Linked DNA regions of Homo sapiens: regions 1 and 2 are each linked to region 3. Evidence: read pairs that join two places in POLR2A ChIA-PET (ENCODE). Cell type or tissue: CD4-positive, alpha-beta T cell. All regions are shown on one strand. Region 1 overlaps ATL3 (atlastin GTPase 3). Region 2 overlaps PLAAT5 (phospholipase A and acyltransferase 5). Region 3 holds the start of PLAAT4 (phospholipase A and acyltransferase 4).

Region 1 (4,000 bases), 99 kb after region 3:
CCCTGTCTCTACTAAAAATACAAAGAAATTAGCCGGGCGTGGTGGCAGGCGCCTGCAGTCCCAGCTACTCGGGAGGCTGAGGCAGGAGAATGGCGTGAACCCAGGAGGTGGAGCTTGCAGTGAGCCGAGATTGTGCCACTGCACTCCAGCCTGGGCAACAGAGCAAGATTCCACCTCAAAAAAAAAAAGGAAAAAATTATTTGCAATGTCAATCCCAGGCTCTAGCTCCCTTTATGAAAATTTTCTGCTACAAAATAAATCAACACTTGGCAATAAATCCCCTTATGTTCAACATATGAAAGTCAAAAATTATGTTTTAACCAAATGACATTCTAGTTGCAAATTAAAAACCTGATTAGTGAATAGTAAACAGGTGTGTCAGGACATGTTCCACTAAAGTAAATAACAGGTCAGGCACAGTGGCTTACACCTGTAATCTTAGCACTTCGGGAAGCTGAGGCAGGCACATCGCTTGAGCCAAGTTTGAGACCAGCCTGGGCGACACAGCAAGACCACATCCCTATTTTTTTCTTTTAATTAAAAAAATTATAGCCAGGCATGGTGGCTCACCCCTATAATCCCAGCACTTTGGGAGGCCAAGACGGTCGGATTGCTTGAGTCCAGGAGTTGGAGACCAGCCTGGGCAACATGGCTAAACCGATCTCTATTAAAAAATACAAAAATTAGCCAGGCATGGTGGTACATGCCTATAATCCCAGCTACTCGGGAGGCTGAGGTATAAGAATCACTTGAACCCAGGAGGTGGAGGTTGCGGTGAGCCAAGATTGTGCCACTGCACTCCAGCCTTGGCAAGAGTGAGACTCTTGTCTCAAAAAAATAATAAATTAGAAATTATATAAAAATAAAAAAAATAAACAACAGATGACAAGAACTTGCTTGTCTAACATGGTGGGTATGTTTCAACCACGTATAATAAACTGTGCTTCCCAAAGTGTGTTTGGTGAAAAGACTAGGCCCAGTGAGGAGAGGCCATTTCGTTTTAACTGTACCACCATGAATACAAACAAGTGAACTAGAAAAGGTCGCCACACTACTGCAAAATGTGCTAAAAAAAAATTAACAGACCTCAGCATGATGAAAAAGGAGAAAAAGTGCATTCTCTTCCTAAAGAACTCTGCTTATTGTATACAGGTCAACTCAAGTAATTTAAGGGTAGCGTTTAGGATGTCAAATCATTGTTTACCTGAAGCATGGACTTGGGGTGAGGCAGATCTTCTCCTTGATAAATTTTAATATATGCCTTAAAATATAAACATAAAAACTGCTATAAAATGTTATTCAGTCATATCTTACTCATATTTAATTTTTAGAAAGTGACCATACAACTGCATTTTCCTAAAGACTTAGGTCAACAACCAGGAATTAGCAAAAACACACCACACACCTTTGAGTGCATGTTAGCATTTTTAGTTAACTAAAAATGTTCTCAAGCAGCACAAGCCTACAGAGGCTAGGATTCCCATCCAGCTCCCCATGCACGCTGGCCTCACCACTACCTGTGGGCAGAGTGACCATCCGCCTTGAGGTAGTCGTGTCACATCTAGGTGCCGTCTCCTCCTACTCACAGCAACTTCCTAACCACCTCCTGTCCACACCATCTTCCTTGAGGAACAATCTTCCTTTAGTCACAGCTAATTGCTCCTCTAAGAGAGTGCAAAGAACATCCATTTGGTTCTTAGACCGATACTGCCACCCAATGGCCCACTCCTGGAAGGACACCAAGGTCTCTGAAAATGCCTCTCACCATCTCCCCCAGAAAATTTTTAAGTTTCAAAATATTTAAATTCAAGTTGATTTACGAGTGAGATCAGCTTTACCAAAAATCAAACATTTTAATAACTAAAACCCATATTTACCTTAAAATACTCCAGTAGTCCCCGACAGGTGACCTTTGAGCCATTGATCTCCTTTTCCATTAACTTAGATGGGTTTAATACATACGGTATCAGTGCCTGTAACTGCTCTTTGAATTCACCAGCAATATCTGTTCACAGGACGACAAAGAAGGGAAAAATAAGCCAAACAGCCTTATTCAACCAAGGTGAACACACAATGCAGTCTTCCCAGTCTAGTGCTTTTAACATTGGTTGTTAAAAGTGAGAGAGAAGCCGGGCACGGTGGCTCACGCCTATAATCCTAGCACTTTGGGAGGCCGAGGCAGGTGGATTGCCTAAGGTCAGGAGTTCGAGACCAGCCTGACCAACATGGTGAAACCCCGTCTCTACTAAAAATAGAAAAACTAGCCAGGCGTGGTGGCAGGTGCCTGTAATCCTAGCTACTCAGGAGGCTGAGGCAGGAGAATCTCTTGAACCCAGGAGGAGGAGGTTGCAGTGAGCCAAGATTGCACCATTGCACTCCAGGCTGGGAAACAAGAGTGAAACTCCATCTCAAGAAAAAAAAAAAAAAAGTGGGAGAGAAGAAGGGGTCTGAGACTATGTTTTGACACTTTCTGGCTATGACCAAGTTGCTGACAGATCTCTGTCCCAATGTACCTTCATTTTTCTCCTTCCCCACTGTAGTAGAAAGTCTTCTCTAGTTCAAAATAGAATACTATATATGCAGAATATCTTTACCTTGGTTTTCATTCTGGGATATCTGGTCTACTCCCTAGCCTTTCAAGAAATTTCACTTTTTAAAGAATTTGATGGCCGTGCGTGGTGGCTCACGCCTGTAATCCCAGCACTTTGGGAGGTCAAGGCGGGTGGATCACGAGGTCAGGAGTTCCAGACCAGTCTGGCCAAGATGGTGAAACCCCGTCTCTACTAAACATACAAAAATTAGCCGGGGGTGGTGGCGGGCACCTGTAATCCCAGCTACTCGGGAGGCTGAAGCAGAGAATAGCTTGAACCCGGAAGGCAGAGGTTGCAGTGAGCCGAGATCGCACCACTGCACTCCAGCCTGGGCAACAGAGTGAGACTCCATCTCAGAAAAAAAAAAAAAGAATTTCATTAACAGGGTCTTCAACAAGTCAATTTTCAACCTCTCAAGTTGTCTCAGGCCTTTGCCATGCCCTCACACTACTACTCCTTTAAATCAATTAGAAATCACTGGTCATTGATTTATTCTTGTTAATTTTTTTAATGTTAAAAGAAGTAGAAGTACCTGTGCCTCATTATATTTATTTTCTATTATCTCCTCAGAGACCCTCGGAACCACCCCAAAATGAAAAGACCACTAACTCAAGAAAGGTGACAGATTCTCTGCAGCTTCTACAAGGTTCCCACAGAGGGATCAGTACAGCCATTAAATAGAGCTCTTTCCTCAAAGTAAGAATTATTAGCTGGTCCAACTATGAAGACACAGGAGAATTAAAATACAGAAAAGCTGATTTACATAATCTTCTAACATCTTCCTGGGTTCCCAGCTATACACTGAAAAAAAGCAGGTAGGAGCCCACATCAAATAAGAACTCTTTAATACTCCACCAACCAGACTATAATATGAAAAATGAAACTAAAATTTCAAGAAAGCATGGGAAAAATACTTTATAACCTTGCAGTGAAAAAGTATAAAAGTATACATAACAGGCCATTCTGTACACATTCACATTTGCTTTCATATACTAAAGAAACTCTGAAAGACTACAAAAATGGAAGAGAGACTTTTCACTGAGTACTTTTTAATCCTTTTTAAAATTTTAAACATGTGAATGTATTACATATCCAAAAAACCTTTTTGTATGGTTTCAATTTCCATCACACTGAAAGATGGAGTGTTTCAAAAAATACCTCACACAAGTAGCAGCAGGATCCAGATGCTACACTTGTCACTTTAACAAGCTGTACAGACCCTATATGCTACTCATGTTTCTATGAAGGCTACACCAAAATAATAGTTTTAAAATTAGAATAGACAAGAACTATCTCATAACAGAAACAAACTCAATCTTTAGTGGTGTCAAAGAAGACTGTGCCCTACAAAGCCTCCTGTGTTAATTTCCAACTAAACAACTCAGTAGTTACTGTATTAGGTCTCCCTG
Region 2 (4,000 bases), 58 kb before region 3:
GATCGGTCATTGTCATTCCACTTTCCTTTAATTCTTTAAACTTGATTTTATTTACTTCTTTAAATATACTCAAAATAGCAGTTTAGAAGTATTTGCTACATGCAACATGTAGGCCCACTAGGAAACAGTCTCTACTGTTTTTGTGTGTATGGGTCCCTCTTTCCTGTTTCTTTGCAGGTCTCATAATTTGTTGTTGAAAAACTGGACGTTCTAGGTAACATACCGTAGCAACTGTGGGCTCTGATCTCCTTCCCCACCCAACCAGGGCGGACGGTTGTTGCTGTTTGCTTGTTTGTTTGTTGTTTGTTTAGTGACCCACCTGGACTGATTCTGTGATGTCTGTTTGTCTCACAGCATGTAACCACTGAGATATCTGCTTAGAGTTTTTTTCTTGTTTTTATTTTTATTTATTTTTTTGAGACAGAGTCTCGCCGTGTCGCCCAGGCTGGAGTGCAATGGTGTGATCTCGGCCCACTGCAACCTCCGCCTTCCAGGTTCAAACGATTCTCCTGCCTCAGCCTCCTGAGTAGCTGAGATTACAGGTGCCTGCCACCATGCACAGCTAATTTTTGTATTTTAGTAGAGACAGGGTTTCACCATGTTGGCGAGGCTGGTCTCGAACTCCTGACCTCATGATCCGCCCACATCAGCCTCCCAAAGTGCTGGGATTACAGGCGTGAGCCACAGTGCCCGGCTTCTTGTTTTTAAGCCTGGCTTCCTAGATCGGCATAGCTTAATGGCCAGAAGTTGAGCCACACCTTGTGCCGCGAAGGCTTTACCTTTTGTCAGTGGATCTCTGTGTGGCTTGGAGAATTCATTCAAAGTTCCAGATTTTTATGAGTCTCCAGTCTGTCCTGAATGTGAATGTGTATGCAGCCTTGTGCATACCTTCTAGACCACCAGACACATGTGGCAGCTTTTCAAGACCCTCTTTAGTTGTATCATTACCTGGATTTCCATGTTAAATTTTTGGCAGGCCTGTTGGCCTATTGCTTGTCCTAACCAGTACTGCAACCTCAAGCTAGCTGCAATTTTGGTCTTCCATGATTGTCACTGAGATAACTCTTGTTTTCAACAACCCTGGGCATGGAAGTAAAGTCAGTCACCCTCTGCTGCCACGCCATTCCCTCCCACAAGCCCCACCCACCTGGATAGAACTTCCTTACCACAACCGCAGAGCTGGAGGTGAAGGGGCAATGCTAAAACACTACAGACTTCCACTGTTCTTTCTGAGAACCAATAGACTTTCTTTTTTTTTTTTTTAGACGGAGTCTTGCTCTGTTACCCAGGCTGGAGTGCAGTGGCGCGATCTCAGCTCACTGCAACCTCCGCCTCCCTGGTTTCAAGGGATTCTCCTGCCTCAGCCACCCGAGTAGCTGGGACTACAGGCTCGCGCCACCACGCCCTGCTGATTTTTTGTATTTTTAGTAGAGACGGGGTTTTACCGTGTTAGCCAGGATGGTCTCAATCTCCTGACCTGCCCGCCTTGGCCTCCCAAAGTGCTGGGATTACAGGCGTGAGCCCACGCCCGACCACGGATGGACTTTCTTAAATTAACCCTTCTCAATCTGTTGTATGGCTTTGGTCAAATTTCCAGTCTTTAAATGACTGTCTTTGGCAATTTTGTCTGGCTTCATAATTGTTTTGGGAAAAGAGGATTTGCTGAGATCTGCACTCAGCCATTCCACAAGTCCTGCCCACTTGCAGCAATGAGTTTTTGTGGGCACAAAGCAAACAGTATACACTACAATATTTCATGGAAGGAACTGAGGCCAAGAGAGAGGAAGTGCTTTGTCTAAAGTCCCACAGCAAGTCCATGGTCGAGCTAGGACCAGAACTACTCCCTTGCCCCTGCCAACAAACCAACTCTTTCTTCTGCCTTAAAGGGAAAATGTAATGGCAGCCACATATCCACTAGAGGGCTCCCCATACCAGGCTTCTCACCCAGAAAGCAGAATGATATTGCAGGAGACTTCAAACTGGACTTCATTTTCTTTTGCCATAAGCCCAGGGAAAGCAGTAGGGATATCCCCCACCATAAATCCCGGAAGCCGGTAGTATACAGAAGAGGTTGAGTGCTACGAGTTGGGAAGACAGCATGTGAGTGATGTAGATGGATACAGAGGAGCAGAAAGCAGCCAAGAGAGTAAGTGAAGAAAGGCAAAGTGGAGGAGAGCTCTTTCTCGTCCTTTGAAGAAGACTAAAAAGGAACAATAGCAAATAGTATTTTCTTTGTGATTCAGATAGTAATAAGACTATATTGCTTTAAGCAGATGCCTCTGTCTTCATAAATGGCAAAGGATCAGAGAAACTGTTTTAAAATGTTCATAAGAAAGTCTGAAGTTTAAATATTTTGAAGCTCATTTTAAAAAATCAAGTCAGGTTCAACATTTGCATGTGCAGATGCAGGTAAACAGTTAAATTGCCTTTAATTTATAATTTAGGTATATACAGATTTTTGATTCATAGATTGTCTAATTATTTTTTCCTTTCAGACATAGGTAAATGAGAGAGGAAGAGAAGTTATTTAGCCTAATTTCTTTATATGAACATATGTGCTAAGCTGAGGCCATTTCTGCTATTATACACACATGACACAGGAGACCCCATAGGCCCATCCTCACTGTTACAGTAATCTAAGGACCATTACTATCTAAGTCCTGACACTGGTCAGGAAGAAAAACAGAAATGCCCATGGACAAAAGATGAACAAGAAGTGAAGAACAGGCGCCAGAGCTCAAATCAATCCAACTCAGGCTATTATTTCTGGCATTGATCAGGGTGAAGGAAATGGCAGTAACAGTAAGATTATGGGACAGGTTTTTCTGAGTCACTCCAGAGGGAAAGCCACTTGACACGTTATGTTACTCTTGAACTAACCCCTGATTCCATCTCACTCTACCTGACCACAGACCCCAATACCTTAGAGTCCTAACCAATGCCTTTCACCCACCATCCACCATATCTAGTGGAGGGCAGGGCTCTCAGAGTCGGCCAAGCCAGCTGGACGGTCACGTCTGTTCTTTGTAGGAACATGCGGTCCGTTCTTCACCATCCCTCCACCTTGGACATATTTCCCCACCAACCAAATAGCCAGTTACTTCCCACTCAACATGGCTAGGTCATTCCCTATGACAACAAACAAGCAATCAATCAAATCCTTGTTGTTGTTTCCTGGAAAACTGACAGCAAGAAGATAACCCAATTCATTGTGAGGCCAATCTAAGCCAGAAGAAAGCTCAGAAAACCCAAGTTCTGTTCATCAAGGATGTCGAACAAGCTTTGTGGTACAGAAAACAGAAGGCTCAGGGATTGGAGAAGGAAAGAGGAGGGAATTTTGGAATTTTAAGTATTTTCTTTTGCATTTTAATACTCTCTCATCTGCAATATTGCCACTGGATGAGGTAGTAAGGTATAAAACTAAATGGGATTCACAGAGACTTAACAGTTATCCACTCTCTTGTTAAATTTCCTCCCACTGTAAATCGATTATATTGAGTATTGATTCTCAGCCTTGGTTACAAATTGAAATCGCCTGTGGAGCTTTAAAAAGTTCAGATTGGTCTGGAGTATAGCCTGGGTGCCAGAGTTTTAAAAGCTCCTTAGGTGAGTTTAAGGTGCAGCCAAGGTTGCGGTTATACTGGGGTCTTTTCTACAGTCCCATCCTTCCCTTTTTCTTTTCTTTAACATCTCTCCAGCATTTCATGAAGTTCTGCTAACTTCATGAGCCACAGAGTAGCTGTCTGTATGCTACAGAGCCGCCTCCAATCCCAGTTGATGCTGGTACCTTCAATTCTAGGTGAAGATTTTGCTGCCCTGTTTGCCTTTGTGTGATTGGATTAATTCGAAAGCCTTGTCTTCAAGCTCTTTCTTTTATTAATACTTGTTCAGTTCTATTTCCCATGCATTTTGTATATCTCTAAGTGTGTCTTTCATTTCCATAAGTTGTGCTTTTAATTTATAATTTCTATTTTTCTGGAGCATTTTTCATCCATATGCT
Region 3 (4,000 bases):
TCAAAATGGAGTCACTTACGACAAGTGACTCAGCCCACAGTGAAACTGCTGAACCCTCAAAATGATAAACATAGGTATAAAGGACTGAGGTAATAAGATAACATCTGCTGTGGCCAGACACCCCCAAGACCTGATGAGAAACTGAAACCAAAAGGTGGCTGAGATAATGACCATGGACACTCCTGCAGAGGGCCATAAAAACAGCAAAGAAACTGACCACGGCAAGACACCTGTAGAAGCTCTGCCCGAGAAAGCTCTGAGGCTTCCTCATGATATCCACAGCGGTCCCTGGAAGCTCTGCCCAAACACAGCAACATCGTTCAACAGTGTTTTGAGTGAAACCCAGAGGCATGCTAACCTAAACAACAGAAATGGGGGTTTTTTGTTTTGTTTTGCTTTGAGACATGGTTTCACTCCAGTTGCCCAGGCTAGACTGCAGTGGAGCAATCTCAGCTGACTGCAGCCTGACTTCTGGGTTCAGGCGATCCTCCCATCTCCGCCTCCCAAGTAGCTGAGAGTACAGGCACATGCCACCATGCCCGGCTAATTTTTTTTTCTGTATTTTTAGCAGAGACGGGGTCTCGCCATGTTGGCCAGGCTGGTCTTGAACTCGTGGGCTCAAGTGATCCACCTGTCTAGGCCTCTGGTTGGGTGTGAAAATATGGCCCAGTTCTGGCCAATGGAGAAGGGAACAGGTCATCTGGGGAACTGTGGGAAAGACTTAACTCCCTGAAAAAAAGACAAATGAGAATTATCTTTCCCTCCATCTTTTGGGCATAGCCAGGTAAAAATGGGCCACTCAAGGCTGCTACAGCCATGGGAGTCCCTGCAGGGCAACAGTGCAGACCCAGGACCAGTGCAATGGAGACAGCCTGCTGAGTCCTTGGTGACCTTGGTGAGCCACTAAACCCAACCTGAGTCACCCTCTTCCTGCCTTTCTGTTACCGAGACAATGGGTGTCCAGGCTGTTGAAGCCCTTTTGAGTTTAGTTCTGCTTCTTGCACCCAAATGCATTTTAATGGGGCCATGAGCTCCCAGGCTCCACATGGTCTAAGGTACCCCTCACCTCCAGGGCATCCCCATGGAATGAAACACCCCCTCTGGCCTTCTCCCAAGACTTCTGGCCCAATATTTTCTGGGTGTCTTTACAAGACAATGTCCTATGGGGTGCACTGGGGATTGACATCTCCCTGCCTCCGAATGCCTCCCCTTCCTGGAGTAGGAAGAGCTGCCCAGGGTTCTTTTTAGAAGAGACCTTTATTTTGGCCAGGTGCGGTGGCTCACACCTGTAATCCCAGCATTTTGGGAGACCGACGGGGAGGCAGATCACAAGGTCAAGAGATCGAGACCATCCTGGCCAACATGGTGAAACCCCGTCTCTACTAAATATGGAAAAATGAGCCAGGCATGGCAGCAGGTGCCTGTAATCCCAGCTACCTGGGAGGCTGAGGCAGGAGAATCACTTGAACCCGGGAGGCAGAGGTTGCAATGAGCCGAGATCGCACCATTGCACTCCAGTCTGGGTGACAAGAGCGAAACTCTGTCTCAAAAAAACAAACAAACAAACAAACAAACAAACAAAAAAGAAAAAAAAAGAAAAGACCTTTATTTCTCAAGCAAGGGCAGAAATTCAGGGCTCCCCTTCGACTCTGGCTGCTCCCAAGGTGGCTTTAAAGCACCAATGAGTCCATGGCTTGTGTAAGAAATGATTAGTCCTTCCATCTAGAGAAATAGCTCCTTTTTAAACAGTTGTCTCTTTTAAACAGTGTTTAGTATTTAAGTGAGGTTGAAACAGTGTCAAAAGGAAAGTGAAAGTGAAATTCTCTCCTTCAGCATAAAAGCTGATCCACAAACAAGAGGAGCACCAGACCTCCTCTTGGCTTCGAGATGGCTTCGGTAAGTTTCCCAGGGCTTTGCATTACTGACTCTACAGCAGTTGGGCAGCTCCCCCTAGGAAAGGCCTCAGTCCAGGCTCCTGGCCTTGGGCACACAGCTCCAGAGCTCGTCTTTAGAAGGCTGTCATGGAAAACTGTATTTGTCTTTTAAAAGTGCATCTGCCCAGCTGGACAGGGAGTCCTCTGGGCAGAGTCCACCTCCTCTGCGTAACTGGCACAGTGCGGGGAGCCCGGGACTCCCATGTAGTAGAGAGCTGTGGGGTGCCGGGTGTCAAATCTACCTCAGCCTGAGGAGAAGCCAGAGTGTGGGCAGGTGGGGGACTCTGGGTTGTGGGAAGCAAGCAAATCCCAACATCGTCTGCTTCTGCTGTGACTGGGGCTCAGTCCCTTCTCGGCCCCAAACGATGCTTTCTCTCTCCTCGTTCCTCTGTGGCATCATCCAGCCTTCTAAGGTGCATTCTAATCTCAGCAGCTTTCTGAAAACTGAAATTTCTCCTCCTATCAGCCCAGATGTACCGATTGGCAGAAGCTCTAGGGAGAGCAGGCTGAGCTCGGTGGTGTGTGACTAAAAAGGAACAGCGGGGCTCAGGCTATTACTAGAAACAAAACCATTCCGGGAAGGAGTCCTGCAAATTCTGGAGGGCAGCCCACTCCAACAGCACCACCTGATCCTGGGGAAGGGCTTTACTGCTGCCAAAACAAATCAGGGCTTTTAACAGGGAGCCCAGGCCAAAGCTCATATCTCACTGGCCACCAGCTGAGGTTGCCAGTACCTTGACTGTGGTTTTAGACATTCAGCATTGCAGTTAAAAGCCCCTCTCTCTCCCCACATGGAAACCATCTCCTGTGGTGCCCTGACATACAGAGGAGGAGCTGGGAGGGAGTCCTGGCCCTGCTCCTTTCTCCTCCCTCTTCCTTGTCTATTTCCTTGCCCCATTCTACGCCAGGCCCTTCACTGGGTCCTGGAGGTGCAGGGAGGGAGGAGCACACAGGATCCTGCCTGCCTGGAGCTCACAGCCCAGAGGGGCACAGGGAGGCACAGGGAATTGCAGCTCAACTTGACCCCTGCAGAGAGCAGCAGAGGCCCCCGGGGACCCAGGTCCTAGGAGTGGGGTGGCGGGTCAGCTGAGCCAGGCTGGGGCCATCAGGGCAGCTTCTCAGGTGAGGGGGTTTGAGGGAGGGGAAGAGGAAGAGTGGCTGCAGGGAAGTGATGGAGGCAGGGAGAACCAGATGTGCAGAGCAGCAGAGACCAGAGCCAGGGCAGTAGTGAGGGGCTGGGATGTCACTCAGTGGGCCTGTGGGTGCAGAGCCCAGGGAGGGAGAGGAGGGTGAGGAAGGGCCAGTCAGGAAGGGCCTGGGAGCTGCCCACAGGGTGTGTCCTGGGCCCTGAGGTCAGAGGACGGTCATGGCCAGATGTGCCCTTGGGAAGGCCACCATGGGTTCTGAGGAGTTGGATATGGAGTGGCAGGGACAGGAGGCAGGGGCTGGTCAGGGGGTTGTGGGGGTCACAGAGGCAGGCATGGGGCTGCCTGAACCAAGTCAGTGGATGGGATATTGACAAGCACACCAACAAGGAGAAGCTTCCGGAGTCCACATTGATTGGTTTTAGTGACTGGATATTGGCATGAGGAAGAGGGCAAAGGAGAGCAGACCCCAGGTCTATGATGGGACATCCTGGGATGAGGGAGGAGGAGGCTGTCACCCACTGAGGACAGGGACAGAGAGGGTGAAAATGGAAAAATCCTCCAGTCATGAGGCTGCTATGCCCTGGGGCAGGACATGGAGAAGTGGGAAGGAGGTGAGGAAGGGGAAGAAGGTGGCCAAGACAGGAACCAGGGTGAGGGGTGTGCAGGGAAGAACCAGCTCGGCCTCCTTCCAGCTGAGTGTTCTCAGGAAAGCCCTGCCACCTCTCTGATCCTCAGTTTCCCCATCTGTGCAATGGGATGATCATGCCTTCCCCTGGGGCTGTGGAGATGGTGCAGTTATTGTAGGACAAGTTCCCACAGAGGCCTGTTCTGTGAGTGCAGAGCCCCCTCAGTGCTGGGAGCTGGGGGGCCCCACAAGACCCCACTCAGGTCCCAGCAGGATGCTGTGAGCTCCTGTCT

The links. ChIA-PET counts read pairs that join two places held together with the same protein. Peaks named below come from ENCODE experiments on the same cell type or tissue, not always from the same donor. Only the 100,000 strongest peaks of a DNase experiment are listed, where the experiment ranks them.
Region 1: POLR2A ChIA-PET joins it to region 3 with 13 read pairs; 5 of 35 experiments call an interaction of 5 or more read pairs at or near these places.
Region 2: POLR2A ChIA-PET joins it to region 3 with 14 read pairs; 4 of 35 experiments call an interaction of 5 or more read pairs at or near these places.

Annotation. Positions count from the first base shown.
Region 1 is chr11:63,634,330-63,638,329 of GRCh38, forward strand. It overlaps ATL3 (atlastin GTPase 3), which reads right to left. Exons shown (of 13, transcript NM_015459.5): 9 at 1,878-2,005; 10 at 1,205-1,261. LNCROPM (lncRNA regulator of PLAAT3 mediated phospholipid metabolism) reads left to right here. Exons shown (of 4, transcript NR_199012.1): 2 at 3,162-3,406. Among named protein-coding and RNA genes, the nearest start is that of LNCROPM, 20 kb to the left of the region's middle. In CD4-positive, alpha-beta T cell, CTCF peaks have their summits at 1,758 (motif pointing left) and 1,966; a DNase peak (open chromatin) is centred at 1,702.
Region 2 is chr11:63,477,077-63,481,076 of GRCh38, forward strand. All of the region lies in intron 3 of PLAAT5 (phospholipase A and acyltransferase 5), which reads right to left. Among named protein-coding and RNA genes, the nearest start is that of PLAAT5, 12 kb to the right of the region's middle. In CD4-positive, alpha-beta T cell, CTCF peaks have their summits at 1,923 (motif pointing right) and 2,127; a DNase peak (open chromatin) is centred at 1,925.
Region 3 is chr11:63,534,982-63,538,981 of GRCh38, forward strand. PLAAT4 (phospholipase A and acyltransferase 4) reads left to right here and starts at 1,827. Exons shown (of 4, transcript NM_004585.5): 1 at 1,827-1,896. The coding sequence starts at 1,888. RefSeq lists enhancers at 1-68, 1,726-1,775. In CD4-positive, alpha-beta T cell, no CTCF peak of the experiment used is centred here; DNase peaks (open chromatin) are centred at 280, 910 and 1,850; H3K4me3 peaks cover 3,184 bases; H3K27ac peaks cover 3,960 bases.